4 separate regions of the Homo sapiens genome follow, and regions 1, 2 and 3 are each linked to region 4. Evidence: chromatin loops called from intact Hi-C (ENCODE). Cell type or tissue: dorsolateral prefrontal cortex. All regions are shown on one strand. Each heading gives the region's core, and the rest is flanking DNA. Links, peaks and the distances in the headings are about the cores only. Region 1 overlaps FAM168A (family with sequence similarity 168 member A). Region 2 has its middle 20 kb from the start of PLEKHB1. Region 3 overlaps PLEKHB1 (pleckstrin homology domain containing B1). Region 4 overlaps FAM168A (family with sequence similarity 168 member A).

Region 1 (7,798 bases), core at 872-5,871, 130 kb before region 4:
TTCAGAGAATTAAATGCCTTGCTCTATCACATAATTGAGTGGTAAGCTGGGACTAATCTCAGGTTGTCTGATTCGAACCTTACTGCTCTGTCGTTTCTCTGTTCTAGCCTTTGTATATGGACTTCTACAGAGAAGGTCAAATTCTTAAGGTCAGAGAGCAATGCAGTAAGGAATACTTCTCATTTGATCCTGTAGTAGCCTGGTGGGACAGGTAGCATTTTTCCTCTTTCCCAGCTGAAAATTGAAGTTCAGAGAGATTAAATGACTTGTCCAAGTTCACCTGAAAAAATAAGGCATGACAGTGTCTGGGACTCATTCTCTTCTTTTGACTCCAACTCCTGCTCTCTGATTGCGGTGCATGATGCATCCGCCCTAAGTCAGAATGAGCTGCCAAAAGAAAAAATATGCCACCAACATTGAAATTTAGATAGCAATGGTTTGAACTGTAGTAAACAACCAAGTCCTCTTCTCTGGGAAGGTTTCAGCTGATTGGAATTCTCAGTCTATTTTCCAATTTATGTAGAGGAGGAGGATAAAGAACTGTTGTGTTTGGACTTGCAAAAAACTGATTCCTTTAGTGGAAGCTCTAAAGATATACAGTTGCATTGCTGGTTTGGCACAAAGAAATACTTAAGCTCTCAAGTACAAATATTTACTGAATTTCTAGTACAGCCTAATGTTCTAGACCCCAGGAAGGATTTGTCATGAATTGGGAAATCTTAGGGCTCCAGGATCCATTCATTCTTAGGCTTAAAGGCTGAGTTTATCCAGGCAATTCAGTAGAGCAATTTTATATACATTACTCCTGCGGTGTACTAGGAATAATAACAGGCACTGGGCAGGGGTGGGGTAGGTATATGTCCTGATAAGAATCTCATGGTTTGTTTGGAAAGAGACACACAAATAATTACATTACAGCATAATAAGTTATAATGAGAGATGTATAAAGAGCACTAAACAGATAATCATTAATTTTGCCCAGATCAAGGGTGCAGGGAATGACTGGAGAAAAGTTTACAGTGAAAGTAATACTTGGGGCCAGGCATGGTGGCTCATGCCTGTGATCTAAACACTTTGGGAGGCCAAGGAGGGTAGACTGCTTGAGTCCAGGAGCTTGAGACCAGCCTGGGCAACATGGTGAAAATCTTTCTCTACCAAAAAAAAAAAAAAAAAAAAATTAGCCAGGCATGATGGTGTGCGCCTGTGGTTCCAGCTACCTGGGAGGGTGAGGTGGGAGGATCACTTAAACCTGGGAGGTTGAGGCTGCAGTGAGCTGTGATCACACCACTGCACTCCAGCCTGGGTGACAGAGGGAGACCCTGTCTCAAAAAAAAAAAAAAAAAAAAGTGATACTTGGTCTGTGCTTTGCAGGATGGGTCAGCTCTTTAGACAGAAGGGGAATGAAAGGCATTGTGGGCAGAGAAAACAGTATATGCAAAATCACAGAAATATGAAAGAGCTTGTTGTTTTAAGAGAAGCAGTGAGAAGCTTGATTCAGTTAGAATTGGAGAGTAAGGTAACCTAGGTCTCCTCTCTGGTCTGGGGCTCTCAAGATCTCTTCCTGTTACTCTGTACCAGTGTCTGCTCATTATAGGTATATTCTTACTCATGTGCAAGTGCTCTCTGAAACAGGCTGCATCTCCTCTGCAGTCTTGCCAGGCTTTCTTCAGAGCTTAGTTAGCATAATTATATTCTCCTCTCAAAAGCCTTCCAGGATGTTGTCGTTCATCTGATATCTATTGCTCTTTGTGAGCCAGTGCAGTTCATCTCCTAAGTTAATACTGATGAGTGTTCATCCATAATTTGTTTCTGTATTGCTTTCTACTTTAGGATTTGCCATTAGTGATATTTCTGGTTATGCCCAGAGTTGAGGCTTCTTGTTTGGTTACTTGCATTTCTTAAGCCTTGGCTACAGGTTTATTTTGAAGTTGTTTAACCCTCTGTTCAACTCAGGTATCTTTCAGATTGGGGAGTAAAGTGTAGTGAAATGAGACTCTCTAGGAAGCCTTCTCCCACTCTCCCAGAGTTAGTAATTCCTATTCTGTTTGTCTTAGTGCTTGTCATCCTCCATTAGAACTCCTTCTGGTTTCAGTGTCTGTCTCCTCTACTAGATAGTAGGTTCCCCTGATGGGAGGGATTTGTTAGTTCATCTCGTTTTTTTCAACAGCCAACATAGAGCCCAGATGCAGAATAGGTGTTTGCTACATGTTTATTGTTTATTGAGAGTTGGGAACAGGACTACAAATCCCAGGTTTACCACTGTGTGACTTTGGGCAGGTCACTCCAATCTTTGGAGCTCCAGTTTATCTGTAAAATATGGGGGCTGCACTCTATGACCAGGATCATAACATTTATCCTACTTAGTCAGGATCCAGTTGAGGAGACAGAAATGCCATCAATAATTTAAATAGATAAAATTTAATATTAAGAATTGTTTAGGTAAAAGGTTTTTAACTACTTAAAAGAGATAAAAGAGAATTCTAAGGTATAATAGAGATAGTAACTGCAGAAAAAGATTGCTGTACCTAAGGCTGAGGGAAAAGTGAAAAAGGAAGGAACTTAGAGCTCCACAAGGCTGAGATTCAGACCTCAGAGGAGAGTATGGCTGCTGTGGCAGTATGCTGCTTGTTGCTGTGGTGAAGAAGAAACTGGCTGGAGGGCACTCACCTCAGAACCTGGAGAGTCGCTGCTTTGAAATGTACCAAGATTCCCCTGCACACTGATCTACTTGCTACTTTGTGAAAAACTGAGCATTGCAACTGGCTTTGTATTCTCCTTCCAGCACCCTCTATCGGCAGAACCTAATAGCCACTCGCTCCACTGGGAAAGGAGAAATGTAGTCAGCCTAGGTTAGTCTCGTATCACAGAGCAAGGCAATGAAGAATTGGTTTGGAACTGTAAGGCAATAATTTAACTTCTGTATTATAATTGTCTGTTTTTGATATGTCTTCCTTATTGCACCATGAACTTGGTAGTGTCTGGAACAGTCTGATTTGTCTCCATATCTGCATTGTCCCAGAAGTGACTTTGGCACTAAAAAGTTGATCATTAATTACTGTTTGGGCCAGGTGTGGTGGCTCATGCCTGTAATCCTGGCACTTTGGGAGGCTGAGGTGGATGTATCACCTGAGGTCAGGAATTCGATACCAGCCTGACAAACATGGTGAAACCCTGTCTCTACTAAAAATACAAAAATTAGCTGGGTGTGGTGCCGGGCGCCTGTAATCCCAGCTACTCTGGAGACTGAGGCAGAAGAATTGCTTGAACCCAGGAGGTGGAGGTTTCAGTGAGCTGCGATTGCTCTCAGCCTGGTCAACAGAGCAAGACTGCGTCTCCAAAAAAAAAAAAAAAAGAAGAAAAAGTTGTTTGAATGAAGGAATGTCTCTTGAAGATAGGGAAAGTTAGGTGTTTCTCTAGGTTGGCTTAATTCTGATTCTTCTTGGAATGGATTGGGACCACTGGAATAGGCATCCTCCCTAGAAGCTCTGTTCTTAACGTAAGTTAAAGCTTTATTGAATGTCATTTTTCTTGTGCCTGTCATGTGCATAGCTTGTGTTAGATGCTAGAGAGAAGGTAAGGAGAACATTCTATTGTTGATATTAATATACTCTGAGATTAAACATATCCTCTTTCCTAAAGGGTGACCATCTGAAATCTAGGGTAGGTGCTTTGCACATAGTGTACTCCTCAGAAGGGCAAAGAGACAAACATTATCTGTCATTTACAATAGTTTATTTCATTTCTGGAGCCCATTTTTAAAATCCATTTTACAGATGGTGAAACTGAGGCTCAGAAAGGTTGAGAGACTTATGCAAAGTTATACAGAAAGTAAGAGGCAAAGCTAGGACATGAGCCCAGGTTTGGCTGTTCTAAAATTTGAACAGGCAACACCTTCCTTTCTCCCAGCTTATGAAGGCAAGCATAGAGTTTTTGCTAGCTGATAGCAGTAGAAATCTGTGGAAGTGATTTCTCTTCCTAGCTGTTTGGGGGGCTGGGCAAGCAACAACAATGCACAATAGCAGCACTTGCAAGCTGCAGTGATAATGTTTGGTAATAATCGACCTTTTAAATAAGCCAGTTAGAGCTTGAGCTTCAGACACCTGATTTGTGAAACAGTTGCTACCTAGCAGCAGGGTACTTTTTTTTTTAAATCCCACACTAGCAGCTCACAAAAGAATGCAGATGTATTCCCTGCAATATTAAGCGTCTCTTTTCTTGCTCTGGCAGGTTTCTTTCCTTTTTTGGGGGCTGAAGTTAGGTAGACCACTTAATTATTATTAGGAAGCAAAATTTATGAGGCTGATGTTGTTGCTCCTGGGCCAACAGACACAAAGACTCTCAGTAAAGTATTTAGGATTGGGAGTCAGTTATGCCTTTCCCAGGTCATCATCCAGGCACAAGTGGGGACCCTGGTCTCATTACTTGCAGGGTCAGAGTGTTACAGGACAGAGGTCCAGGTTCCAGACCCCAAGAGACGGTTCTTGGATCTCACGCAAGAAAGAATTCAGGGCGAGTCCTAAGTGCAAAGTGAAAGCAAGTTTATTAAGGAAGTAAAGTGGTGAAAGGACAGCTACTGCATAGACAGAATAGGACATTCCTGAAAGTAAGAGGAGGAACACATCCACTCTAGGTACAATATTTATATATATGAGGAGATGTGTTCTGCTACAAGGGTTTGTGATAAAGGATTAATTTTCTTAATTACTATATTTTTCACGAATTGATACTATTATCTTTAAAGCAAAATTAGGAATGCTACTTTGTTTTCCGGATATTGGGATATCTGTACACTCCCAAGTGTGGGTCTGTTTAGTAAACATTATTAATTTGTTCCCTTAACCGTAAACATCTGGAGGCTAGGAATGCCTGACTTTCTGAGAATGCAGCCTAGCAAGTCTCAGCCTCATTTTCCTAGCCCTCATTCAAAATGGAGTCGCTCTGGTTCGAACGCCTCTGACAAGAGTATTGCACATGGCCTGGGAGAGATTCTGTTCTAGGAGACAGTTTTCATCAAAAGTATTGGATGAGGCCAGTAATGTCAGGATTTGCTAATCAAATTATTTAGCTGTTTATTTTGTGATTATCCACTGCATGGCTACAGAGACTGGCTGACATGAAGGTGTGCTCTCATGATGAGAGTGAGAAGTCCTTGGATCAATGTCATCTTTCCTTAGTTTCTTTTGGTACTATCATTATTGAGGGAATCTTAGGATAGTCACCTTCCTCTTTGGTTTTCCTGGCTGTGAACACTGCTGCCTAACTGCTTTTCAGAAGTGATGACATTTATTCTTTGGTAGGAGCTGAAAGAGCCTGTATGTGTCACTTATTTTTAACTGCATACTCTATATAAGTTGAAGTCTTTTTTTTTTCGTTTTGTCATTTAGCATAGAACAGGAAAGGTGGTGTAGTGGTATTAGTATGAGCTTTTCTAGAACCCACCTGGGCAAAACCCCCTTCTGCTACTTAATAACTTAATAGTTATTTATCCCTTCTGAGCCTCAGTTTTCTCATTAAAATGAGAATAATGATAATAATGACAATAGCAATCCATGGTTTTGCATGTCTGTTAATTTCCATGAACTTCAATTTATCTGTAAAATGGATGTGATAATTCCTCAACAATAGGTTTGGTTTGAGAAATAAATTGGCTAATTTAAATGGAAATGTCTACTGGCATGTTTGGTACATAGACTTTGCATATGCTAGTGCTCAATAAGTGATTATGACCCATTGTTTTTAGAAGACCTAAAGAAAGAGATCATTAAAGGTAGTTATTTCCTGTGGGATGGGTCAGGGCTTAATACATACTCATTGATTAATTCTTTCAGTGGGGTGCTCTTGTCATTTCCTTTAGGGGCAGTTTTATGTGGTCTGCTGGTATTCATGTATCTAGATGGAACCATGGAGTCGTTTCCCCATGAGTTTCCTTCCAAACTTTTAGTCCTATTTCTGCTGTTAGTGGATGAGAAAGGCTGAGTTGCAGTTCAAAACCTCCAATACTTTGTATTTCTGGGTCTGGTCAGTACACAAGATTAAGGAGTGTTTGTTATGGTCCTTTAAGGAGGTGTGATCATGCTGTTAGTTTTGCTATTTCTTTATACCAAACCACAAAGGAGGGCTGGCCAGTAAAAAATATTTGTGGGCCAGAAGCTAGATGTCCCCGCAAAGCTAACCTGTGATCTACTTAGTCTTTTCAAGCCAGAGACTCTGGCAAGTTTGAATTCCAACTGTTTCAGTTTGTTTCATTTCTCTCCGTTTTTTTTTTTTTTTTTTTTTTTTTGAGATGGAGTCTTGCTCTGTCGCTAGGCTGGAGTGCAGTGGAGAGATCTTCAAAAGCCAAAACACAGAGATTAGAGGATTTGTTTAAAGTCATATGGTGAACCTAGCTTTCTTCCTTTTAACTTTCTTCCTGTAGTTCTTTGGGGAAATTAGTTGTTTATTTCACAAGATGTTTAGCCAACAATAAGCGATTTGTTTTCAAGAATATTCACCGGTTTTCCTTCTCATAAATGCTGCAAGATTATATTGAGCTATGATGTTTTCAAAGTCCTTTCATGGCCAGTGTTGCATTTTTTCTTCATAATACTTCTATAAGATAAGCAAGTTAGCTACTCTTAATGATTTTTGTTATTGTTTTTAGCTGATGAGGAAACTGAGGCCCAGAGAAGAGGTGACTTAATTCAGAGACACCTATCGAGTCAAAGGCAGGGTTAGAATTAGAACTCAGGCACAAGAAAGCCCTTTTATTTTTAGGTTTCTGATTTTCACTAGGAACATCGTCACACCTTGCACACCCTGCCAACATTAGATATTATCACTCTATAATTTTTGCCAACCCATTGAAAGAAAAATATCTCATTGTTTTAATTTTTATCTCCCTAGTTACTAGTGAAGTTAATTTTTTAAATATTTATTGGCCATTTATAGTTCTGTGAATTTTGTGTCATTTATTATACATTTTATACTGGGTTCTTCATCTCTCATCACTTTTGTGGAGACTCTTTGTATGTTAAGAGTATTAATTCTTTTGATATACATGGTGCAAATATTTTTGATTTTTATTTATGAAACTTTGTGCATCCCTAGAGCACCAAAGAAAATAGTCCTTTATACTAGGCTAACTGTTCAAAAAAACAGCATACTACTACCCCTGTTAACACTACCAGTTAAAATTTATTTTCTGAGTTTTCCAAGAAACTTTCATATTCTTTATGTCTTTTGTCCTTTCAAGAACTTCATGAGGGGGCTTGCAATTAAAATAAGGTAATTTGAACATGTACATCTTATATCTTTTCAAAAACATTGAAATGGAACAGAACTGGTATTTCGCAAGGGCTAAGAAGATAGGAGAGGAGATAATAGTAAATGAGAGGGAACAAGATTTTGGAAGATGGAAAAGAGGTGCAGGTTGTGAACAATTTAGCAAGTTGCAGAAAGCAGAAAACTTAGGCTGCAGAGGAATGTCAGTATCAACAGTCATTTTGTGGTACAGACCCTAGCCTAGGTATTAGAGGTTCTCAAATGTTGAGAGGTAGAGCTGTGAAAAGAGGAGGATTAGTTCAAAGGTTATATAAGGAACAATTAAACTCCCACATCCTTTCTCAGCAGAACTTTGGAGGTTTATTTTCTGGAGAAATAAAATCAGGCAGGACCTGTACTTGGGGATGCTAGACTCAGCTGAGAGGTGACATTCCCAAAACAGGGATTTAGTGAAGGTCTTCATTCAGTTCTTAGTTCCCAGATATAGGTAGTCAAACTTAATCTCCTCAGATAGGAGACTGGAGGATGTATTGCTGAG
Region 2 (7,798 bases), core at 1,596-6,595, 220 kb before region 4:
CTGGAGCTACAGGTGCATGCCACCATGCCAGGCTAAGTTTTGTCTTATTAGTAAAGACGAAGTTTCACCATGTTGTCCAGGCTAATCTCGAACTCCTGACCTCAGGTGATCCACCCACCTTGGCCTCTGAAAGTGCTGGGATTACAGGCATGAGCCACCATGCCCAGCCGTTCATGTCTTCTTTAATCTTCATTCCATCCACAGGCATTTATTGAACCCTTATTGTATACTAGACATTATACTTGGTGCAGAGTATCCATCAGTGAAAAGACAAAGTCCTTAAGTTCTGAAAAGAGGAGAGAGGAAAAATAGAAGACAACCAATACCTAAGCAAGATAATATGATGAATACTAAAGGAAATAAACAGCATGTTGTAATAGAAATGATGGTACAGTAGGCAGGGGAAATTATGGTCAGGGAAGCCCTTCTTGAGGAATAATATCTAAGCAATTGCACAAAGGAGAAAAAAAGGAGTGAAACCCCAAGAGGAAGAGGAGCCTAGTCTGAAGAAGCAGCTGTTCCAAAGGCCCTGGGGCAGAGAAGAGCCTGCTCTCAAATGAGAGCAAAGAGGCTGTACCTTCGTGAATAAAAAAGGGGAGAGTGTCCTGGCGCGGTGGCTCACACCTGTAATCCCAGAACTTTGGGATGTGGGGGTCCATCCTGCAGACCCTAACCCAATGATGAATGAGTAACATACACTGACACAGATATTATGCTTGTCAGTCCGGCTGAGAGTCTGGGCCGCTTACAGACTCCCAGGAGAGTGCTGTAAAGAGTTGCAACTGCGGCCCCTACTCGTTGGCCCTCCCAGCATTTATTCAGCACACATTAAATGACAAAAGTCTCAAGTAAACACCACTAGAAGGTAATTACCATTGCTGACCCCCAGAGTAGACAGCAATCATGGACCCGTGGATGGTCAAAGGTTAGTCTTAGGACCACATGAGTAAACAAGCTATTTAAATAGACTCCTCTACATTCCTATGTTAATTACCCTTGCTATAGCTCAAAGAGGATTAGGCTGCCTTCAGCCATAACTCTATCCTGAGGCTTTTGCAAAAACCTTCTGGCCTTCCAAGGTTTGTGTTTATTTTACAATTTTTCCCACCATCCTGATTGAACCCCTACACTGGGAGGCCGAGGCGGGCTGATCACAAGGTCAAGAGATCGAGACCATCCTGGCCAACATGGTGAAACCCCGTCTCTACTAAAAATACAAAAATTAGCTGGGCGTGGTGGCGTGTGCCTGCAGTTCCAGCTACCTGGGAGGCTGAGAGGCAGGAGAATTGCTTGAACCCGGGAGGCGGAGGTTGCAGTGATCTGAGATCATGCCACTGCACTCCAGCCTGGCAACAGAGCGAGAGTCCATCTCAAAAAGAAAGGGGGAGAGTGGAATGAGATTGTTCAGAGAGGAAAACATGAGCAAACACATATTGAATGCATGGAAGGGCTTGGAGAGTTTTCAGCAAAGAAATAACATGATGTGATTTCTGTTTTTAAGCTCCCTTTACCTGCTGTGTGAGAATGGCTTTAAGTGCAACCACAGTGGAAGCAGGAAGACTAGGAGGCAGGCAGGAGATGGATGTGACTTGGAAGGGGGGTGGTGGCAACAGAGATGGTGAGAAATAGATGGATTTTGCATGCATTTTGGAGATTTTGCTAACTTGCTGATGGATTGGGTGTAGATCTTGAGGGAAAAGGAGAATTTAGGAAAGACACTCAGGTTTCTGGCTTGAAGTGGAGTCATTTGTCTGTGAATATTTAAATATGTACAAAATATTTATAGAAGGACACCTAAGAAACTCCATGGGAGGCATAGTAGATTGCAAAAGATAGACACAAAATCCCTCTATGAGCAGAGTTTTGTAATATGACTTTGCTGCTTTTCTCTTCAGGGGTGGAGTCTATATTATTCCTCATCCTCAAATTTGGCTGACCAGGTGACTTACTTTGACCAACAGAAGGCAAGTGAAGGGAGATGTCAGAGTTCTGAGCCTAGGTCTGAAGAGGCCCTGCAACTTCCACCCTTTTTTTCTTGCTGCCTTGAGACTGCCACATACAGAAGTCCAGGCTACCCGCCTTAGGATGAGAGACCACAGGGAGAGAGGGGCCTAGCAGCCAGCCAGCGTGAACAGTGTGAACAGTCACGCTAGTGAGTGAGGCCATCGTAGGTGTATCCCCACCAATCTATCAGAGGACTGAAGCAGCATGATTCACCCCAGGCAAGACAAGCAGAAGCACCACTCTGCTGAGCCCAGCCCAAATTACTGACCCACAGAATCCTGAGCAAAAAAAAAGGCTGTTAAAAAAATTTTTTTTAGCTGGGCATGGTGGCTCACGCCTGTAATCCCAGCATTTTGGGAAGCCAAGGCAGGAATATCATTGAGGTCAGGAGTTTGAGACCAGCCTGTCCAACATGGTGAAACCCCATCTCTACTAAATATATAAAAATTAGCTGGGCGTGGTGGTGGATGCCTGTAATCCCACCTACTTGGGAGGCTGAGGCAGGAGAATTGATTGAACCCGGGAGGCAGAGGTTGCAGGGAGCCAAGATCGCGCCACTGCACTCCAGCCTGGACGACAGAGTGAGACTCCATCTCAAAAGAAAAAAAAAATGTTTTTTAAAAGGTTGTTGCTTTAGGCCACTATGCTTTTATGTTTTGGGTTGGTTTAATACACAGTAATAGATAACTATTATGGGACGGAACTGAATGGTTTCAATGGTTGGAGAATATGAATGGGAAAGAGGAGTTTTTTTTTTTTTTCTGAGACAGGGTCTCGCTCAGTCACCCAGCCTGGAGTGGAGTGGTGGGATCATAGCTCACTGTAGCCATGATATCCCAGGCTCACGCGATCCTGCCACCTCAGCCTCCTGAGTAGCTGAGACTACAGGTGTGTGCCACCATGCCTGGCTAATTTTGTTTATTTTAGTAGAGATGAGGTCTTGCTGTGTTGTCCAGGGTGGTCTCATACTCCTGAGCTCTAGTGATTCTCCCGCCTTAGCCTCCCCAAAGTGCTGAGATTATAGGCATGAATCACTCTGCCTGACCAGGAGAGAGATTTTAATTCACCCTTTTGTATCATTTGAATTTTAAACCTTGTGAATGTATTAACTATTTATTCTCCTCAAAAAAGTATGCTACATTCAGTGCGTAAAATACATCTCTATTTTGAACATAAAGAGTGCAATTTTTAAGTGATCCATCATTACCATTGACTTTTTTTTTTTTTTTTTTTTTGAGATGGAGTCTTGCTCTGCCGCCCAGACCGTAGTGCAGTGGCACGATCTGGCTCACTGCAACCTCTGCCTCCCGGATTTAAGTGATTCTCCTGCCTCAGCCTCCCCAGTAGCTGGGATTATAGGGATATGCCTCCACCACTCTCGGCTAATTTTTGTAGTTTTAGTAGAAACGGGGTTTTGCCATGTTGGCCAAGCTGGTCTTGAACTCCTTATCTCAGGTGATCAGCCTCCCAAAGTGCTAGGATTACATGCGTGAGCCACCGCGCCTGGCCAATGCCATTTTATATAAGGGATTTGAGCATCTGTAGATTTTGGTGTCCATGGGGGTCCTGGAACCCACCGCTAACCCCACTGTATATATTTACATACAGTAAATGTATTTGCAGTTATTGTTTTTAATTTAAATATACTGTTGTATTAACAGAAAAGTATTCATTTCGTCCCCACTAAGTACATTTGAACGAGTATTTAAAGAATGTTATTTTATTTCACTTATTTATTTTTTTGAGATGGGGGACTCACTGTTACCACAGCTGGAGTGCAGTGGCGCGATCACAGCTCACTGCAGCCTCGAGCTCAAGGAATCCTCCCGCCTCAGCTTCCCGAGTAGCTGGGACCGCCGGCGCACGCCACGACGCCCAGCTAATTTTTAAATTTTTTTGTCTCACTGCATTGCCCAGGCTCAAACTCCAGAACTCAAGCTACCCCCCGACTTCAGCCTCCCAAAGTGCTGGGATGACAGACGTGAGCCACCACGCCTGGCCAAGAATGTTATTTTAATGGTACATCAAGTTATTTGTCTTCACCAGGGCACCCCCAGATCTCCATCTGGCTCTTCTGCTTTAATAGGATAAAAATATCTAGCTATTCCTGGTTGAAGCCAAACCCCTGCCGCAGGCGAGAGGCATTACTTCCCCCTTGTGGCCATATTTGGTTGCTGCACTCAAGCCAGGCACCCAGCAGGTAGGACTTTACAATGCGTTAGCCAAGGTGAAGAACTAGATAAACTAGGCTCCTTCTGGGCTGGCATTTTATTTTATTTTATTATTTTTTTTGAGATGGAGTCTCACTCTGTCGCCCAGGCTGGAGCGCAATGGCACGGTCTCAGCTTACTGCAACCTCTGCCTCCCAGGTTCAAGCGATTCTCCTGCCTCAGCCTCCCAAGTAGCTGGGACTATAGGGGTCTGTGACCACTCCTGGCTAATTTTTGTATTTTTAGTAGAGACAGGGTTTCACTATGTTGGCCAGGCTGGTCTCAAACTCCTGTCTTCATGATCCGCCTGCCTCAGCCTCCCAAAGTGCTGGGATTACAGGTGTGAGCCACTGTGCCCGGCCCTGGGCTGGCATTTTAGAGCAGCTCTTCAGACCAAGTAATCTGACAGTCCCCAGCCTGGCTAGAACTTATAAAGTCACCCCTGTGCCTGGTAGATGATTTCCACCAACAGCCTGTCCTTCATGGAGAGGAGATGGGTTTGGATGGGGAGTGGGGAGGGGCAGCTGAAGGTTCCCTCCAACAACCAGCTATTACAGATTGTGGCTTTGGCATTCTCAAAACTCAGTGTTTGGGAGGACCTTGGGCCTGCCCATATGGCTGAAGTCTTGAAGTCCAGATTCTCCAGAGCCTCTCCTTCCTCTCAGGTACTGTTGGAGAAGGTGTCATATGTGGGTTTTCAATAAAAACTAGGGGACAAGGTTGGGCGCGATGGCTCACACCTGTAATCCCAGCTCTTTGGGAGACCAAGGTGGGCGGATCATAAGATCAGGAGATCGAGACCATTCAGGCCATCATGGTGAAAGCCTGTCTCTACTAAAATACAAAAAAAATTAGCAGGGCATGGTGGCACGTGCCTGTAGTCCCAGCTACTCGGGAGGCTGAGGCAGGAGAACTGCTTGAACTCGGGAGGTGGAGGTTGCAGTGAGACGAGATCATGCCACTGCACTCCTGCCTGGCAACAGAGTGAGACTCCGTCTCAAAAAACACAAAAAGGAAGGGGCATGGCCACAGGTACCGTGGAGATCACGGGCTGTGACCCACCAGTGTGAGGAAGCACAGAGAGGAAGACAGGAGCAAACACATATTGACTGCAATGGAAAGCCTTGGAGAGTTTGACATGATGTGACTCATGTTGTTCCTCTCCTCTCCTCTCTTCTCCTCTCCTCTCCTCTCCTCTCCTCTAAAGTCTCCTCTTCTCTCCTCTCCTCTCCTCTCCTCTCCTGTCCTCTCCTCTCCTCTCCCCTCCCCTCCTCTCCCCTCCTCCCCTCCTCCCTCCCTCCCTTTCTCTCTCTCTCTCTGTTTTTCTTTCTTTCCTTTCTCTTTTCTTTTTTTTTTTTTTTTCAGGGTCTTACTCTGTCACCTAGGCTGGAGTACAGTGGTGCAATCATAGCTCACTGCAATCTTGAACTCCTGGGCTCAAGCGATCTTCCTCCTCATCCTCCCAAAGTGCTGGGATTACAGGCGTGAGCCACCATGCCTAGCCTGAATCATGTTATTAAAAGCTCATTCTTTGGGGAGGTGGGAGGGACTGCTAATTTCTTGAGATGAGCCATGGTGGATGAAGGGCCACAGAAAGTGGACCCTTGGGGAGGACTCCTGAGTAGATGGCACTGCTGGAGCTACAGACCCTGCCCCTCCCCTGCCTATCACACTGCATGCATGCAAGCATCCTGAGGAGCATATCTGGTTGAGAGGACAGAGCCAGTTGCAATCAGCAGATATTGACATTGGTCAGTTCGAGTTTGTTTCTATTCTGCTGTCTCTATCCCAAGGTTTCTTCTTTGTATAGCACTTTGTCATGCAAAGAGGTTATATATCTGCACCACTAGCTCTGCTCAGTGGTGCAGATATAAAATAGGATCTAATAGGGAGAAATGAGCAAGCAGAGAAGTAGGGCACAAGCAATCCCTGGAACGCTCATTACCCCACTTTCCGTAATGCTGAAATGGGGAAGGAACATATTTTGCTGACATGAATGATAGAAAAAGGAACTTATAAATAGGATCAGCAGAGGGGAGGGAACAGCTGTGTGACTGTGTAACTTTAGAAGCTCCCTTGTAGAAGAGTGACCTTGTTAGAAAGGGGAGCCCCTGGAACCCAGTGGCTGATAACAGCAGCCAGTTCTTCCATTGGGCTAATTCAGACTTGCCGAACTAGAAGTCTGGGGAGGTGAAACTGACTTCTAAGGACATCCAGATGTATCTCTTCTCACATGTAAAAAAAAATGTGTCAAGTAGCACATTTTTGGCTGTAACTGACTCTTTCTAACCAAAAGTGACTGGAGCCATTGAAGTTTTGTACCTTGCTTAACAAGAAGTTAGCAGAATAGTCCTTGGATTGACTCAGTGGCTCAACCTGTCATCGAGGGCCTGGCCATCTCTCCCCTCAGCCACTCACTGTGGCAACATCTTCCCTGAAGGTTGCAAGATGACGGCTGCAGATCCAAATATCATATCATGACCTGACAACACCCGAAACCTAGATGGGAATATCAGAAGAGCTTCCTGCCTTGTCTCTCCTGTTTTTGTCTTTTTCTTTTTTTTTTCTCAAGTAAGAAAATCTTTCTTAAAATCCTGCCCCTCAGCAGACTTGCCCTTTCATTTCATTGGTCAGAACTGGGACCCAAAGACACCACTTAACAAACGACAGAGGAAGGAGACTACTACCAGGGCTGGATTAGACCAATCATGACTCATGCTGTCAACAGGGAAGAAAGAAAATGCCTGTTGGGAAGTGACCAATAGTGTCCATCATAATATTTTTTGTCCTTTTCTCTGATTACAGAAGTCATGTATGTTCATTATAGAATATTTGGGAAGCCCAGAAAAAGGTGAAGAAGAAAATAAAATCCCCTCAGATTCTACCACCTGGATCCAACTATTGTCTTACCCACTTTGCACTGGTTTTATCCATCTTTGTACTCTAGCCCTTCCATCCTTGTTCTGCACCAGCCCTTGAAATCTGCCCACCTGTCTCAAACCACCTTCCATTCAGCACCGGGTCCCAAACTTCTCCTTCTTTTTTTTTTTTAAGCAGAGTCTCACTCGTTGCCCAGGCTGGAGTGCAATGGCGTGATCTTGGCTCACTGCAATCTCTGCCTCCCAGGTTCAAGCAATTCTCCTGCCTCAGCCTCCAGAGTAGCTGGGATTACGGGGCATGAGCCACCACGCCCAGCTAATTTTTGTATTTTTAGTAGAGACAGGGTTTCACCATGTTGGCCAGCTGGTCTCAAACTCCTGGCCTCAAGAGATCCGCCCACCTCAGCCTCCCAAAGTGCTGGGATTACAGGCATGAGCCACCGTGCCTGGACTTCTCCCTCGTTCTTTTTTTATTATTTTGAAAAAATTACTAAATAACAGAGTATGTATAATTGGGAGGCTGAGGCAAGAAGACAGTGTGAGCCCAGGAGTTTGAAGCTGCAGTGAGCTGTGATTGTGCCACTGCACTCCAGCCTGGGTGATAAAGCAAGACCTTTTTTCTAAAAAAATAAAAAATAACAGTGTATGTAAAATAGATGTCTAAAGTTTAAAGAATAATGATGTATGTAATGAACACTTATGAAC
Region 3 (7,798 bases), core at 1,031-6,030, 260 kb before region 4:
CAACAAAACTTCTCAGGAAAGCATTTGCTAAAGGAAAAGAGAAGAGATATTTGTGTTATACAGTTGACCTCCTCTCTGGGAATTACTTTCCTGCCAGGTAATGAGCCACACAGGATTTATAGTGCAGAAGCAGTGTGGTGTGGTAGACAAGGTCAAGTGACCTGCATTTGAATCCAGATTCTGACACAGCATGCATGACTTGGACAATCTACTTTCCTTCTCTGCATCTGTTTCTTTGTAGGTAAAATAAGAATAGTAACACCAGGCCCATGGGGTTGTTGCAAAGACCTATGAGATAAAGCAGGGGAAGCTTTGGGCAATGAATGGCAATGTCCCCAGCTCTGTCTGATCTCAAATGCCCTGCCCAGCCAGCTCCCTGATCCTTGTTTAACCCACATTCTTGGGAAAGGACTCTAGATAGCTTGGGCTCTTCCTACATATTGATCTCTAAAAGTCCTGAGACTGTGCCGGAGAGTAAGAGGAAAGGTCATTCCCAGAGCCAAACTCAGAGATGTCCCTGCAGGAGCATGCAGGACACCCTCTAATGAGATGGCGTAATGGGGATGCCACTAAAGGACTGACAGGGTAACTGGGTCCATCTGGGAGAAAATTAAGGCTGAGGCTGGGCTGAAGGTAGTGAGTTATCTCAATTGACTGTTCATAGTCAGTTACAGATCAAACTCTGTTCTCTCTCCCCACTTCTCACTGCTGCAAAGGAAGGGAAGGAAAGGAAAGGGAAGGGGAAGGGGAGGGGGAGGGGGGAGTGGGGGAGGGGAAGGGAAGGAAATGGAAGGGGAAGGGAGGGGGAGGGGGGGAGGGGAAGGGAAGGGAAGGGAGGGGGAAGGGAGGGGAAGGGAGGGGAGGGGAGGAGGAAAGACAAAAATAGAAAAAATTAAGGCTGTGAGGAGGAGAAAGGAGGGGAGCAAAACAAAAGAAAAAATTAAGGCTGAAGTTCCAAAGCATGGACTGGGTCTGATGCACTGCTGGGTCCCCTGAACACAGTACAGGCCTTAGGATACCCAGGGTATGTAACCTCTGACTGCACAAATGCTAACAGACCTTGGTTTTCTCAAGAGGCTCCTCTTGCATCCATGCTTGTCCTTAAGCCGGGGCCACATACTGGACTATGCCCTGTGTTCAGTAGCCTGGCCCAAGAGGTTCCTTATAGTTTGACCTCATCCACCACCTCTCACCATGCGACCTGCTATAGCATGAGACTGGTTCCTGAACTTCAGGGTGCTCTCAAGCCTCTAATGCCTTTGCTCATACCATTTCTTCCATCTGTTCTCTGTGTGGAAAGCTCTCCCAACTTTTTCAGATTGGCAAACTCCTACTCATTTTTCAAGGTTCAAAATAAATTTCCACTTCCTGTCCCAAAGCTTTCCCTAGTTCCCTTGGCAGAGTTGCATGCCTCCTCTTCAGAGCTCCAACTGCACCACGTTCCTCTGTAACTTCATTCAATCATTGCTGTTTTTATACATGTCTCACCTCTAAGTTGGTGTCTCTGGAACTGTGGCTGAGGTGAATACCTGATATTTTTGCCAACCAGCTTTCATCTATTCATCCTACTTCTGGGAACAGTGCCCTGAATTTCCTCTGGGACACCATCCCACCCCTGCTGTAAGCCCTGTTATTTTAGACCATCCGTTTCCAGACCACTGGGGTTGATGCAGGGATGGCCACAGGACCCAATTTAGACTGATGTCTACCAGGCCCAGGACTTTCAGTCATACTGTTAGAGGAAGAGAAATTCTCTTGGTTGGACTTGAACTCAGGAGGGCATTAGCCTGGAGCTGCTGAACATCACTGCAGCTTCCAAATGAGCCAGCCCTGCAGGTGTAAAGATGGAAACAAAGCAAAGTCTAAGTGACACTCTTTGAGCCCCTGGATCACACAGCTCTTGGACTTCTCAGTTATGTGGCTTAACCTTTTCCCTTTGGCTTAAATCAGTTTGAACAGGGAGTTTCTATCTGACAGCCCCAAGAAGCCTGATGCAGGATGATGGTGTTTCCTTTCCTGACCACCTGGTTTTCTATGAGAACAATTCATTGATTCAACTCTAGAAGGATGGGAACCTACTGGAAAAGACTCCAACATGAACAGGATTCTCAGAAAGCAGGCAGGACCTGGCTTGGATCATCCATCAGCTCAGACAACAGAGACTCCAAGGCAGTCCCTCCTCTTGAGCCCTCAGGAATGGTCAACTTCAACCAGCTACCTTAAGTGTAGGGAAAACAAAATCCAGAAAGGTTAAGTGACTTGCCCCAAATGACTCAGCTAATATGCTGTCACCAGTTCCAACTGATCTCAGAATCCACACTCTTTTTCACTAGACCAGTGAAGGCACTAGTAGCTGCTGGATCATGGAGAGGGAAACAGGGCCTTCTGGGGGAACAAAGCAAGCCACAGTTACTGCTAGAGCCAACCAAATCTTTATTAGTCTCGGCAGCAGAACTAATGGAGCCCCCATTTACAGGGGAGCTTTAGTGGGCTAGTCTGGCTACCAGGCAGGGATGTTAGCATTTCTATTGGTGATTGGGATAGAAAGGGGGAAGAGACTGGAAGGGAACCAAAGGGGGAGACTGGTGGACCACCTGAGGGCAGGCACAGATGGGGCTTCCTGGGCTGGTGTAGAGGTGGATCAGGCCCCAGAGGAGAACACTGCCATCTTATTCAGAATGAAGGATGAGACAAAGCCTGAGAGGGTGACAGTCACAGCTACAAAGAGAGGGCCGAGCTCCTGGTGTGAGAGGCATTTCTGGACGGAGGCAGCTTTCTAGGGCTGGAAGTCTCAAATAGAACTCACCTGTTCCCCAACCAGGGGTCCCCAGGTTCAGCTCAATTGTTATCATGGGTACCAGCCAGGAAGCTGTTTGTGGGAAGGATGGGACTTGACTCAGGAGTGTTTTAGGTATGGACATGTGTCAGTATTCACAAAACAGGCAATATATTCATTATAGATGCAATCATGAAACTTCCCTCCAGAGAAGGCTCACATCTCCCCTTTCACCTAGGAAGCTCCTTAGCTTGAAGGCCCACCACGGTCTGATCCCAGCCTCCACCCCAGCCCAAATGAACTCCCATTTAATTCCTTGGACATGCCATGACGTTCACGGCTCTGCATACTTGCCAATAACTGTTCTTCCAGCCTACCTGTCTTGCTCCCTGCCCCACCTGTCCTTGTCAAAGGACTGATAACTCTTCAGCTTTGTCAAGTCCTTGTTTACTCCTGTTCTCCCCACCAGGACTCGAGCTCCCTAAGGAGAGAGCAGAGAGCCCGATTCATGTTGTGTCTACAGCGCCTGGGGAACTCGAAGCCAAATGAAGTCGTATTTGCTGTGCCCTGTTGTGTTTAGAGGAAATGTATCCATAAATGTCTATAACAGATTTTGGGGGTGTCTAGTGGTAGATGTGAAGACTTCAAGCGATGTTTGTACCTGTGATGATAGCTTCTTCCCATGTGGGGATTAAGGGTAGGGAGTGGGGGGAATGGTCCAAACCCGGAAGGAGCTAATGGAGAGGATAGGGCCAAAGTGGGACAGGGCTTGGATGGTAGAGGATGGGGTCCAGGAGGAAGAGGAGTCTAGCAATCCAAGCGCAGGGGTCAGTGCTCCGAGTCCCAGGGCTCAGAACCAGCAGGGCGACCACATGAGCGAGCCCAGCGCCGCCCCAGTGGCGGCTCCCGCAAGCATGCCCATGGCCAGAGGGGCGCCGGCGCTGTAGCAGGGATCCTCCCGCACTATCACGTGCGTCACGCCAGGGCCTGCAGAGGGAGACAGCCCATGAGGATCAGCGACTTAGGAGGGAGTAGAGTGATCTTCGTACCCTTCCTGCATCACTCCAGCCCAACCCAGTGTAAGGCGCCGAACCCACTCTCCTGCTCCCCAGTCAAAGAACAGATCTAGACGCGGGAAGAGCTCCACCCTACGGCTCCCAGGCCTTGGATCGGCTACGGATGTCCCGGAACCTACGGGTCCGCTACGGCAGGCTAGGGCGGAGCAGCGAGGAAACCCTGAGATCGCTAAGCACAACCACCAGGCGCCTAACGATGGGCATTCCCAACCGCCAGGCCCCAGAGCGGGGAGGAGGCAGCATTCCCGCAGTAGCCACCAGGGGCCGCTACCGGCTCAGGAATGGGTATTGCCGACCGCAGGGCTGAGGAGCCATCCCAGAAGGGTGAGGTCAGCTCGAGACGAACGCTGGTTCCAGAGCTCTCCCAGTCTCAGGATGGAGAGGGGCTTGCGGAGAGTTCTGCCTGGGAAAATCCGTGCACGCTAAAAGGATGAAGCCTGGTCCGGACTTACGGACCGTGGGCTGGGCCTGGCGCTGAATCGGTGCTGGATCGAGGCAAGCCCCGGGGCACGCTGGAGACTTACCTGCGTAGGGCGGTCCGTAGTAGCTGCGGACATACGTGGCCTCGTGTGCATTGGGGGGCACCACCTCGTAGTAGTCTTGGTACGGGCTGTAGACGCGCACCTGGGGAATCCAACCATGTCAGGTGCCCAGGAACTCCCTGGCCCGGATTTGGTCCCCTACCCCCACGCCTGGCACAGGCCTCTCTGGGATCCATGGAGCCACCTCCCCAAGTTTAGAAATGGGCCTCCAGCCACTAGCAAGCTCTTGGAGAAAGGCCCTGCCCTCCCCACAAGGTCCACGGTCCTCTAAAACTTCTGCCCTACATCCAGCTCCCAGTGACACCCATTCTCCAACTCTGGCCTCCCACCTAGCTCAAAAAATTCTCTATGGCTCCCAATTTCTCCTTATAGGTAGTCTAATATTTGCTAGCAGCTCTACAATAATGCCACTTGAAAGACCCAGCTCTACTAGTCACAAGGAGGGGAACATGGCCAAGCCCCAGGCCCAGGAAATAAACAGGGGTTGGGGAGGAAGGAAGGGAAAGGAAGGATAGGGATGAGAAGTAACTAAAATACAGTTATGCGTCTTTTAAACAACAGGGATACAGTCTGAGAAATGCGTCCTTAGGCAATTTTAGTTATGTGAATATCATAGAGTGTACTTACAAACAAACCTAGGTGGCACACACCTAGAGTATATGGTATATCCTATTGCTCCAAGCCAACAAACCTGTTCAGCAGGCTACTGCCCTGAATACTGTAGGCAATTGTAACACAATGGTATTTGTTATCTAACTAATCATATATAAATGTAGAAAATGTAATGCATTGCCCTACGACATTATCATGGCTACAACATCACTAGGTGATAGGAAATTTTCAGCTCCATTATAATCTTATGGAACCACCTTTGTATATGTGGTCCATCATTGACCCAAAATTGTTAGGCTGCACTAGGCTGTAACGATTATTGAGCACCTACTATGTACCAGGTCCTGAAGGAAGTGATCACGTGTGTTACACCACCTCTAATCCTTAAAGCAGGTATTAGCTCCACATGACCATAGGGTTGGGGACTGAGGCTCAGAGAATGGTCAGTGTTCTCTCTGGAATGCATTCCCTGCCCTCCCCTCTCTCCCATTAGATTTCTGCCAACCCTTCAAAGCCTAGCTCAACGGTCACCCACTCCACTCCAGGAAGCTCTCCTGGTCTCAGGAAGAATTTTTTTTTTCCCTGAATTCTGTGGATCTTGCTTGTGCCTCTTGTTGCTATCCTTTCTCCTGGCCTTTCTTGCAGCCCAAATGTGAGCTGCTTGTAGACAAGGACTCTGATTTGTTTGTGTCACCAGCAGGGCCAAGTGCATACCAGGAACCAAGAACTATGTGCTGAATTAAATGGAAACTCCAAACCCCTCATTTTACCCATGGGGGAGCAGACCTGGAGAGGGGTCAGGATCCCCTTCTCTTCTGGATCTTTCCTCTTAGCCCCATTCCACCCTGTATCTCTCTCTAACTGGGATTCACACCTGAACAGTCCAGCTCCCCTTAGAAGTCCAGGTGTCTCAAACTCCACTCATCTCAAGATGATTGCAACATTTCTCCATCTGCTAAAACTGTTGCTTTTCCCATAAATCTTTTTTTTTTTTTTGAGACAGAGTTTCATTCTTGTTGTCCAGGCTGGAGTGCAATGGCATGGTATCAGCTCACTGCAACCTCCGCCTCCCGGGTTCAAGCGATTCTCCTGCCTCAGCCTCCCAGGTAACTGAGATTACAGGTTCCTGCCACCACGCCTGGCTAATTTTTCTGTATTTTTAGTAGAGACAGGGTTTCACCATGTTCGCCAGGCTGGTCTTGAACTCCTGACCTCAGGTGATCTGCCCGCCTTGGCCTCCCAAAGTACCCAGCCCCATAAATGCTTCTCTCAGTACATGCCATCACCATGCACTCAAATCAAGAAAGGCTAGGCACAGCGGCTTATGCCTGTAATCCCAGCACTTTGGGAGGCTGAGGCGGGAGGATTGCTTGAATGCAGGAGTTCAAGACCAGTCTGGGCAACATGGCAAGAACCTGTCTCTACAAAAAATTAAAAAATTAGCTGAGTGTGGTGATGCATGCCCGTGGGCCCAGCTATTTGGGAAACTGAGGCAGAAGGATCACTTGAGCCCAGGAGATCGAGGCTGCAGTGAGCAGTGTTTGCACCACTGCACTCCAGCCTGGGCAACAGAGGGAGATCCTGTCTCAAAAAAAGAAAGAAAGAAAGAAAAAGAAAGAAGGAAAGAAAGCAGGTTGTTGCCCTTGTCTTCACACATCTGCTTTCCACACATCAGCCACCAGGTCTCGTGATTTTATCTTCTAAATGTGTTCTTCTGCCCATTCTTTTGGCCAATTCCAAGATAATAGGCCACTGGTTTTAGCAACTTGGAAGTTGTGAGTGACCTTGAAAAAACTTTTCAGAGGAGTTGCTGAGTAGGAAAAGCCAAGCTATGGAGGGTTGAAGAAAGGCTGAGAGGTGAAGGATGCAATCCCCATGTCATGACATCTCTTTCAAGAAGTTTGGTGGTAAGGGGAAGGTCTCCAAGCACACCTTGTGATTTCAAATCTCCATGCCATTTTCCTTTGCTAGGGATATGCTTCTCACCTCATTCAACCTGTCTTTCAGACTCAACTCAAGCATCACTCTCCCTGAACCTCAGGTTCTGTTGGGGTCCCATCTGGACACTCACAGCCCTTGGATGTCCCTGCATCACAGCACCGATCATGCTGTCTTCACGTTGTTTCCCTGTGTCTCTCCCATCAGACTTGGAGATGCCTTTGAGGGCAGAGACTGGGTCTAATCAGATCTGACTGGAACATGGCAGGTACCTAATAAATGTTTATTGAATTCATTCCAGTGAATCAAATACAGGGCCAGACTGGAACTAAGGTTGCCCAACTCTGAGTTCAGTTTCAAGTCAGGGAAAACATATAGTCCCAAGACAATGCAAGAGGCTCAGACAAGCAATGTCGTAAGTCAGTGAACTCTACGGTGCTCCCTCCCCATCAGTGATCCAATAGGGATTTCTGGTAGGCAGTGCCAAGATCCAGGCTCCAGGCCCAAAAGGGGTTGGAGGGATCTAAGCTCTCAGGTCCAATTTTATTGGTGGGGAAGTTGAGGTCCACAGCCTCCACCTTGCCCTGCTGCTACACAGTGAGCCAGTGGCCTTGGGAGGCCCTGGAGAGGGTGGAGCACCCCATATCCCTCGAGGGCACCTGTTTTTACTCTCCACGTCTGGGAGGCCCAGAAGTAAACTCCTATAAGTCACCTGGCAACAAATAGGGACAGCCCAGAGACCCATGGGCAGAACCTGAGGGTTTGAACCTGCCTCTCCCTCTCCAGAGGCCCAGCTACTTTGTGGGTACAACCAGTGTTGACCAATCAGGGGGTCACATGCAAATGACTCCCCT
Region 4 (7,798 bases), core at 1,604-6,603:
GCAGTGGCACGATCTTGGCCTACTGCAGTCTTGATCTGCTTGGGCTCAAGTGATCTTCCCACCTCAGCCTCCCAAGTAGCTGGGACCACAGGCATGCGCCACTACACCCAGCTAATTTTTGTGTTTTTTTGTGGAGGCAGGGTTTCACCATGTTGCACAGGCTGGTCTTGAACTCTTGGGCTCAAGGGATCCACCCACCTCAGACTCCCAAATACTGGGGTAACAGATATAAGCCATTATGCCTAGCCTAGAGACCCAACTTTTAAAGAACCAGCTAGGATACCATCTGAGGTAAGAAAGTACAAGGGGTAGAGTGAGCATTTGGATTTTATTCTGTCCCTAACGTAAGGGTATGGTTGAGGCCTCTTACTCCTCAGATCAAGTTGGCAAACTGTTGGATATCTACTCAGTGCCAGCCTTGTTCAGGTCCTGGGAACCCAATATCAATAGATCAGATCAGAACACTGTCCTTAAGGAACACCCAGGTTAGTGTGGGAAACACAGCCACAGACATCACAATTACTACTCAGTATGATTGTGCAATAAGAGAAGCATACAAAGAAAAGTAAAAGGAAGGCCGGGCGTGGTGCCTCATGCCTGTAATCCCAGCATTTTGGGAGGCCGAGGTGGGCGGATCACTTGAGGTCAGGAGTTCGAGACCAGCCTGGCCAACATGGTGAAACCCCATCTCTAGTAAAAATAAAAAATCAGCCGAGTGTGGTGATGGGCACCTGTAATCCCAGCTGCCCAGGAGGCTGACGCGGGAGAATCGCTTGAACTCAGGAGGCAGAGGCTGCAGTGAGCTGAGATCGCGCCATTGCACTCCAGCCTGGGCGACAGAGCGAGACTCCGTCTCAAAGAAAAAAGGAAAAGGAGGACTTAGAATAGTCATTGATTCTGTCCTCAAGCATCAGAAAAAATTCCCCTAAGGAGGTGAAGCCTGGTGAGGTGGAGAAGGGCAGAAAACAGGTCATCAGGAAGGCGAGGGAGATGGGGGATTTGGGCAGAGGGAGCAGCCATGTGAAAGACTGTAGCTTCATCCTCTTCATTCCTGTGTCTGGTGCAGCCTCGTCAGGTTACTCTTCTCTCTCTGGATGCTCAGGTACCCTGCTGACTACACCCCAGCACACGGCGATTGGGGCACACCCTGTCTCCATGCCAACATATAGGGCCCAAGGAACCCCTGCGTACAGCTACGTGCCCCCACACTGGTAAAGCCTGCAGCCCATCCAAGTGAGTGTGGCCAGGGTGAGAGAAGTGGGAGGGGGATACATACAGGAACTGCCTCAAAGTCCCTGGTTTGGGTCTGGAGCACAGGTGTCAGCTAGGGCAGGTAACAGCTGTCAAGTTACCAGTTGCTTTCCTGCTCCAAGGTCCATAATATCACTCTTAATAATAGCTATCACTTCTGTTGACTGCTTGTTGAAATCTAAATAATAACAGAAATAATAATAGCTATCCCTTTGCTTATGTTATCTCATAATCCTTATAGTTGCTCTGTGAAATAAGGATCATTAGCTCTATTTTACAGATAAATATGTAGTTAAATATCACTTAGCCAGTAAAAATTAAGCTAGGGCTTAAACTTCAGTTCTCTAGTACTAAATTCTGTGCCATTTACCTTATGGTCTTCGGACTTCTTTTAACTATGGGCCCCATTCTTCAAATGAACTCTTGCCCAGATCATATGTTAAGAGCTTTGGTTGGAGCTATTTGGAGGCTTTGGGCTGACCCAGACCTCTGGCTTCCTTGGTCCCCTCAGCAGCTCCTGAGGCAGTGACAGTGAACCATAGGGCTCCAGGGATGTCACTTTGAAATCCTCTGGCCCCCCACATCATCTGGCCTCCCCCATCTCCTCCAGGGCTCTTGGCACCAGAGCACAACAACTTCCACAGGCGGGAGGCAGGCAGCTTCACTAGGAAGGCACAGCGGGCTCCCGAGTTGAGGGGAGAAGCCTCCTGAATATCACTGACACTGTTTCTTTCCCCTTTCCCTCTGCAGATCTGGAGTCACACATTGTATGCAACTACTCAAGTCTTACACCGGTGCTGGAGCAGTTCCCTAGCAGCACCACCTCTATTTGCAAGAAGAGACAACGGAAGTGCAAGGGTCACTTTATGCATCTTTAATGGTTTTGATTTTTATTTTTGGTTTTTGTAAAAGCTGCTTTTTCTAATCTCCTGCCTCTCCCCAACTGTCCCCCTCTTAGCCCCTGCCCTTCCAGCTCTATCCCCTTCCTCCTACCTGACCAGGCCATGTCCTCTCTGCTCTTCCCTAAGTGTCCTGTCCCTGGGGATCCCAGTCTAGAGGCAAGCAGAGAGTAGGGTTTATTGCAGTGGTTCATCTGAAGGCTGGATTCCATTTGAAGAGCATAAACAGATGTGGTCCAGGGTAGGAACTCAGAGCTGTTGAGCAGGCTACATCTCTAGGGGAGTGTTCTGGTTGTTTTTTCTTAAGCAAGATTAGTTCAGGACATTCCCATGTCCCAGACACAAATGAAATGTCTCCTGAGAACCATTGCAACAGACCAAGAACAAAACCACCTGAGTATGTAGGCGTGTTATTAGCAGCTTAATACCCCAGGCTGAGAACCTGGGGAAAAAAGTCTTTAGAATTTGGGGGAGGGTGGGGGGAGGGAGGGCATTGTGGGGAAGGAGAGGGAAGAAGGGAGGAGCGGTGCTTGCCTCATGGCTTTGGTTTGAAAGGTCTCTGGCCAAAGCATCTGGCCCTGGACCTTCTGATTTGCACAGTGATGTTAACTGACCTGGCACTTCCTCAAAAGGTGATTTTGTCCTTAGACCTGCCAAGCGGCTGCAGGGTGGTAGGATCCCAGCATCCCGAGGCCTTGGAAGGCCGGATGCCCTGTGTCATCCAGACTTCAGCCTCTGAGCTGTCATGGACCCACTCTGATGAGGAGCTTCCTCCTGATTGGAGTGGGAACCTAGGGCATTTCTCTCCCTTTTCTTTTGCCCTTCCCAGTGCCAGGACTCACCTGTCTGACCATAGAGCTTGCAGGCAGGCCAAGCTCTTGGTTACCTGTGCCATTCATGGCCCAAGTGAAGGAACCACATTCCAGGTGGGTGCTGGCAGCTCTGAAGGTGAGGATAGTGAAGGAAAAGCAATAGCAATAAACATTTCATAGACTCATGGAACTGAAGGGACCTTAGCAATCATCTCATCCATTTCCCTATTTGGCAGATGAGGAAACTGAGGCCCAGAGAAGCGGAAAGGACTTCCCTAGACCTTACAGTAAATTAGCATTAAATGCAGCCTTCCTACCTAGTGGGCACCTTGCTTACAAAAATTTACCTAGGGACGGATTGGCTTGGTTTTGTAAAAATTAAGTCGGCAGCGCCCATACCTGGTGAGTCTGGAATGGTCTCTGGGCTCCTGTTTCTGCTCTTTTCCTCCACGGACTCCAAAGGCGGGGGTTGAAGACTGGGCAGAGGCTACATGGGGGCGGATGGCAGGAACAGAAATTGCAAATGAAGAAATAGCATTTGGAAATTCTGTGAAGACATCTGGAACTTCCGTCCTGTACCTGACTCCACCTCCAGGAGAAGGAGCAGGTGGACTGGCCGAAAAGGAGAGGCCATGCTTTTAGGACAGTAGCCCCTCATCCCGAGAGGAGAGGAAGAGGAGGAAGACAGTGGGAGTCATCAGGAGAGGAGAATGAGGATGAGGCCCAGGAGACAGGCTCATCTGGGAGAAGAGGGACCCCTGGGACGAGGAGGTCCCTGCTAGTCTCAGCCAGGAGCCTGGATTGCCCAGCAGCAGCCTCCGGCACCCAGCGCTTGGCTGGGCCAGCAGCCCCTCTGGGGGTGGGGCACGAACATTTTATTGTAAAAAATGGGATCATTGACAACATTTGGGACTTTAAAAAACTGCTTTCATTTAAAATTCATGCAAACTTGGACATATCCTTACCCCAACCTCCCATGTCTCCCTAAGGGAGGGAAAAATCAGGAAACCCTTGGGTTGGAAGGAGCTCAGAAGCTGTCTAGCCATTCCCAGGAGGGTAAAGCCCATCAGCCTCCTTGGCCTAGAGCCAGGAGTTTGGGGGCCCACCTTCCTGGGCTTCCAAGGAACTTTAGGACCAGTAAGAAAAAATTCAGCTGTTCTAAATTATCTGTTCTGGGTGCTGATGAGGTTTCACTTTAAAACAATAGAAAGTTTTCCAGTGTTAATTCACTTTTTGCAAATACCTCCTTCCACCCTCTTTGGTTTTGTAAAGGTGGGTGAAGGTTGTTCTAGATTATGTCATACGTGTTTGAAAAATGCCAAAATAATAATAATGATAATAATAATAGAAACCTTTGGATTTGTCAGGTGCATCACAGAGGTCAAAGCACTTCACGGCCTTTCATGTACTCGCCCTGAGAGGGACAGGGTTAGAGTTATTACAGTCAATTGACAAATGAGGAAACAGGTTATGGAAGGGAACAGGCCCACAGTGAGCAGCATGCTGGTATCCGCTAGGCTTCCCAGAACCCTGCTGCCTCCATGTGGGCTGGGGTGGAACCACAGAGAGGAGAAAGGAAGAAGAGGAGACCTAGGAATGACCTTGTAACTTTTGTTCTTTCAACACCAGTAAGTAAAACTAACAGCTGGACCTCACAGTTCACAGAACAGTTGAACATAAATTATCTGGTTTAACCCGATGAAATAGAGGTTATTTCTCCTATTTGATCCATAAGGAAATCAAGGCTTGGAAAAGTCAAGTGACTTGCTAATAAGTGACAGAGCCACTCGAATCCCAGGCTGTCTGCTGTCTCGTTCCCCTCCATCTGATCCCCACACAGGCTCACGTACTGAAGCATCTGTGCTCTGTGCCCTATCTTAGCACCTACTATGTAATTCAAGAGCAAAGGGGGGCCCCAAGGTGAAAATAAGGCACTGAAAGGCTGTGGTCTGGAAGAGCCCAGGTCCAGCACCCCTTTTTCAGTATGAGCCCCAGTTCAGCCGGCCTCAGCCTCTTGCTGTGATGGAGATCCACAAGCCTAGCCAAGCTTGGGGAGTCACTGCAAAAGGACTGAGCCCAGGAGAGCGGGGACAGTCATGTGCCTCTGGTAGGATGGGCACAGTTACTGGTAAGGTCACAGAGATCTAGTGGGAGGTACCATAGGTAGATACCTCCAAAGATTCTAGATGGCACGGTGGTCAAGCTAGACAAAAAGTCAGAGCTGGAAGGGCCGTCTCATTGAAGGCAGGCAAGCAAGAGAGGACAAGGGATGTAGCCGCCTGACAGTGAGCTACAGCACTGGCCCCAGGATGCAAACCCCTCTCTCCTCCTCATGCCACTGCCTCTCCCCAAGTGCAACACCTATGGCCAGGATCAGGGGTACAGATGGCTCGTTACCAGCCAACCCTTTTGAATTCTTCTACTTCTACCTGACCCCCTCTCCTCACTGGCCTGGGGTCAAGAAGTTTGAGTCTGGGAGCTGGATTGCCTGCAAATAGTGAAAGCCTGAAACATAATGGTTTGCCATGTTTTGAAAAAAAATGCATATTTAATTTCTTCCTCATGAGATAGGACAGTTGCTGTTCTTTCTTACCTGGCAATGACCCTAAAATGTATATCCTCTTTCCTGAATATTTAGCAGAGACACACACACCTGTCCAGAGCGTTTTTGGTATGCAAAGTACTTTGACATTGGTTGCCAAAGTCCTCCATTTTATAGATGAAAAAACTAAGGCTCAGGAGGCTTGAGACTTGCTAAAAGGTCACACAGCTTGGAAGTGATTCTTCAAATCCTCTGCTCTTTCTGCTGCCACCTGCTGGGTCTCTTGGCAAGCATGGAGGGAGGGGCTAACTGTACTTTATAGAGCTGGGAAGCCCAGTCTCTGAGCTGAGCAGATTTGTATGAACTGCTTTGGGCCAGGACCTGTAATGAGCCCTGGGGAGGGACCCAGAGGCACATCTAACTGGCAGCACAAGGAGGATGAGAATTTGCAACTAAAGGCCTCACTTGGACAAAACACTTTGGGGTCACAATGCCCAGGACCGAAGACATGTTCAAGGACAGCACGAGGCATCTTTCTATTGGGAGACCCATGTCCTTGGTAAGCCTGCACACCTGGCTTCCTAATCCCTGAGAGCCTGCCCACTGTCCAGATCCAGTGAGTTGGTACAAAACGTACAGACTGAAGTCCCTGGGCTTGCTTTTCCCATGGGTGAGGACCAGAACCAGACTCTGAGCATCCTTACCCCTGGCCACCCGAATTGTTCCAAGTTTGAGGTACCCCGTTCCCAGAGATCTGGGGGTCCTTCTTTGGAGGGCTTGCTTTGTTCTGATGGCCTTCAGAAAGGAATCACATGAAGTATAAAAGGACAGGCCCCTTGGTCACCAAGTTTTGGCTCCTCATACAGATAGGACTCATCCAGGTTCCCAGCGAGGCACTGACTAAGCGAGGCTCAGAGCTTCCATATCAAATTCCTCAGCTTTGTTCTGTGCCCAGAGGGGGTGGGCCCCATTCTGGGCCCTGTGAACTTTGTCTTATATATCACCATCTGTATCAGAATTCCTCCTCAATTGCAGTTAAGTGAAAATACGTGGAAGTCTGCTTTTCCATCCTGTATTCTCCCACATCACTACTGGCTGTGCGGCCCCCGCTGCTTGCCAAGCTTGGGAATCCAGAGAGGGGCAGTAGTAGAGTGGGCCAGTTGGGACCCACCCGCAGAGCTGAAGAAACACGCCAGACTAACTGATGGGATTCCACACCGGAGCCTCTGAGCGCACAGGCAGGCATGCCAAGGGGGCTGCAGGGTTTGTCCTTTACTTATCTGCCCCTTTCCTAGAAAACTCCTCGTTTCTGAAATTAGGCATTATATGGTTCCAGGACCCAGCCTTCAAAATTCCTGGCAGGCCAGCTTCAACATTCCATGGCCAGCCCTGCCTAAGCCAGACTTGGGTCCCAGTCCCTCAGTCTCTCCAGTGGATATCTTCTGTGGTGCATGCTGTTGAGTCCAACCCAAAGGCCAACCGAGGCACACAGGAGTTGGGACTGGCTGCCACAAAGCTAGAAAGGGACAAAACAGCACTTGCTTCCCTATGGCCACATGGATAGTCCCTGGATATCCTTGCTGTGGTAGAGGTCCTCTACCCATTCCAGCCACTGATAGCAGGGGGATTTTCCTTCCTAAGGAGAACAGATGTAACAGCTTTGCAAAGTACCGGCCCATAGGAATCAAATGGGTGAGATCAGCTTTGGGCCTGACCCCAGCAAGACCAGCATCTCCAGACCCCAGCCTTTCTCCTCAGGCCTAAGAGAGTCAGGGAAAGAGAGGAGACTGTCCCAGAGACCTTCTCCTCGGGTCAGCCAGATAGTCTGGATCTATGGTGTGACTCAAGCTCCTCCTTACCCAGGGGGGGTAAGGCCAGGCCTCTAGCTACTTGGAGTTGTCTGTAATAATCTTGAAAGGCCCAAGGGCCTGTCCCCATCCTGACTTAAAGGCATCTGCTTCCCTGTTTCATATCACATGACAGAGAAACCTGTTCTCATGGCATGTAACATCCCTGTGAAGAGAGCGTTGTATATGATTTTGTATTTTTTAATTCATTTTAATCTACAGGTTGGAATCTAATTTTTAAATTTTATTGGAACTCACATTTTAAAAAGAAATAAAATTTAAAATAATAATAATAATAATAATAATAATAATAAACCTTTGACCAGTGTCTTCCAAGTAGTTTGATCAAAGAATTTATAGGTGTTTTCAAAACACAGTCCGGAGTGTAAAGATTGGAAAGCCCCATGGCCTTGCCTGTGTGTATGAAGTGTAAATCTGGTTTTGTTT

What was found. Peaks named below come from ENCODE experiments on the same cell type or tissue, not always from the same donor. Only the 100,000 strongest peaks of a DNase experiment are listed, where the experiment ranks them.
Region 1: it touches region 4 in a loop (2.1-fold over the local background); 5 of 110 quality-filtered maps call a loop at or near these places.
Region 2: it touches region 4 in a loop (2.6-fold over the local background); 22 of 110 quality-filtered maps call a loop at or near these places.
Region 3: it touches region 4 in a loop (5-fold over the local background); 89 of 110 quality-filtered maps call a loop at or near these places.

What each region holds. Positions count from the first base shown.
Region 1 is chr11:73,525,351-73,533,148 of GRCh38, reverse strand. All of the region lies in intron 1 of FAM168A (family with sequence similarity 168 member A), which reads left to right. Among named protein-coding and RNA genes, the nearest start is that of FAM168A, 69 kb to the left of the region's middle. In dorsolateral prefrontal cortex, for the core only: a CTCF peak has its summit at 2,753 (motif pointing left); a DNase peak (open chromatin) is centred at 3,990; H3K4me3 peaks cover 1,013 bases; H3K27ac peaks cover 1,641 bases.
Region 2 is chr11:73,622,239-73,630,036 of GRCh38, reverse strand. No RefSeq gene overlaps it. Among named protein-coding and RNA genes, the nearest start is that of PLEKHB1, 20 kb to the left of the region's middle. RefSeq lists enhancers at 3,345-3,859, 3,860-4,376. In dorsolateral prefrontal cortex, for the core only: CTCF peaks have their summits at 3,968 and 4,168 (motif pointing left); a DNase peak (open chromatin) is centred at 4,146; H3K4me3 peaks cover 529 bases; H3K27ac peaks cover 866 bases.
Region 3 is chr11:73,657,431-73,665,228 of GRCh38, reverse strand. It overlaps PLEKHB1 (pleckstrin homology domain containing B1), which reads right to left. Exons shown (of 8, transcript NM_021200.3): 7 at 4,377-4,476; 8 at 2,410-3,763. The coding sequence ends at 3,627. Among named protein-coding and RNA genes, the nearest start is that of PLEKHB1, 15 kb to the right of the region's middle. RefSeq lists enhancers at 3,261-4,103, 4,104-4,948 and a silencer at 4,027-4,198. In dorsolateral prefrontal cortex, for the core only: CTCF peaks have their summits at 3,889 and 4,103 (motif pointing right); DNase peaks (open chromatin) are centred at 3,738 and 4,108; H3K4me3 peaks cover 1,042 bases; H3K27ac peaks cover 4,304 bases.
Region 4 is chr11:73,400,948-73,408,745 of GRCh38, reverse strand. FAM168A (family with sequence similarity 168 member A) reads left to right here. Exons shown (of 8, transcript NM_015159.3): 7 at 1,103-1,233; 8 at 2,002-7,798. The coding sequence ends at 1,215. Among named protein-coding and RNA genes, the nearest start is that of RELT, 28 kb to the right of the region's middle. In dorsolateral prefrontal cortex, for the core only: a CTCF peak has its summit at 4,510; a DNase peak (open chromatin) is centred at 4,485; H3K27ac peaks cover 2,105 bases.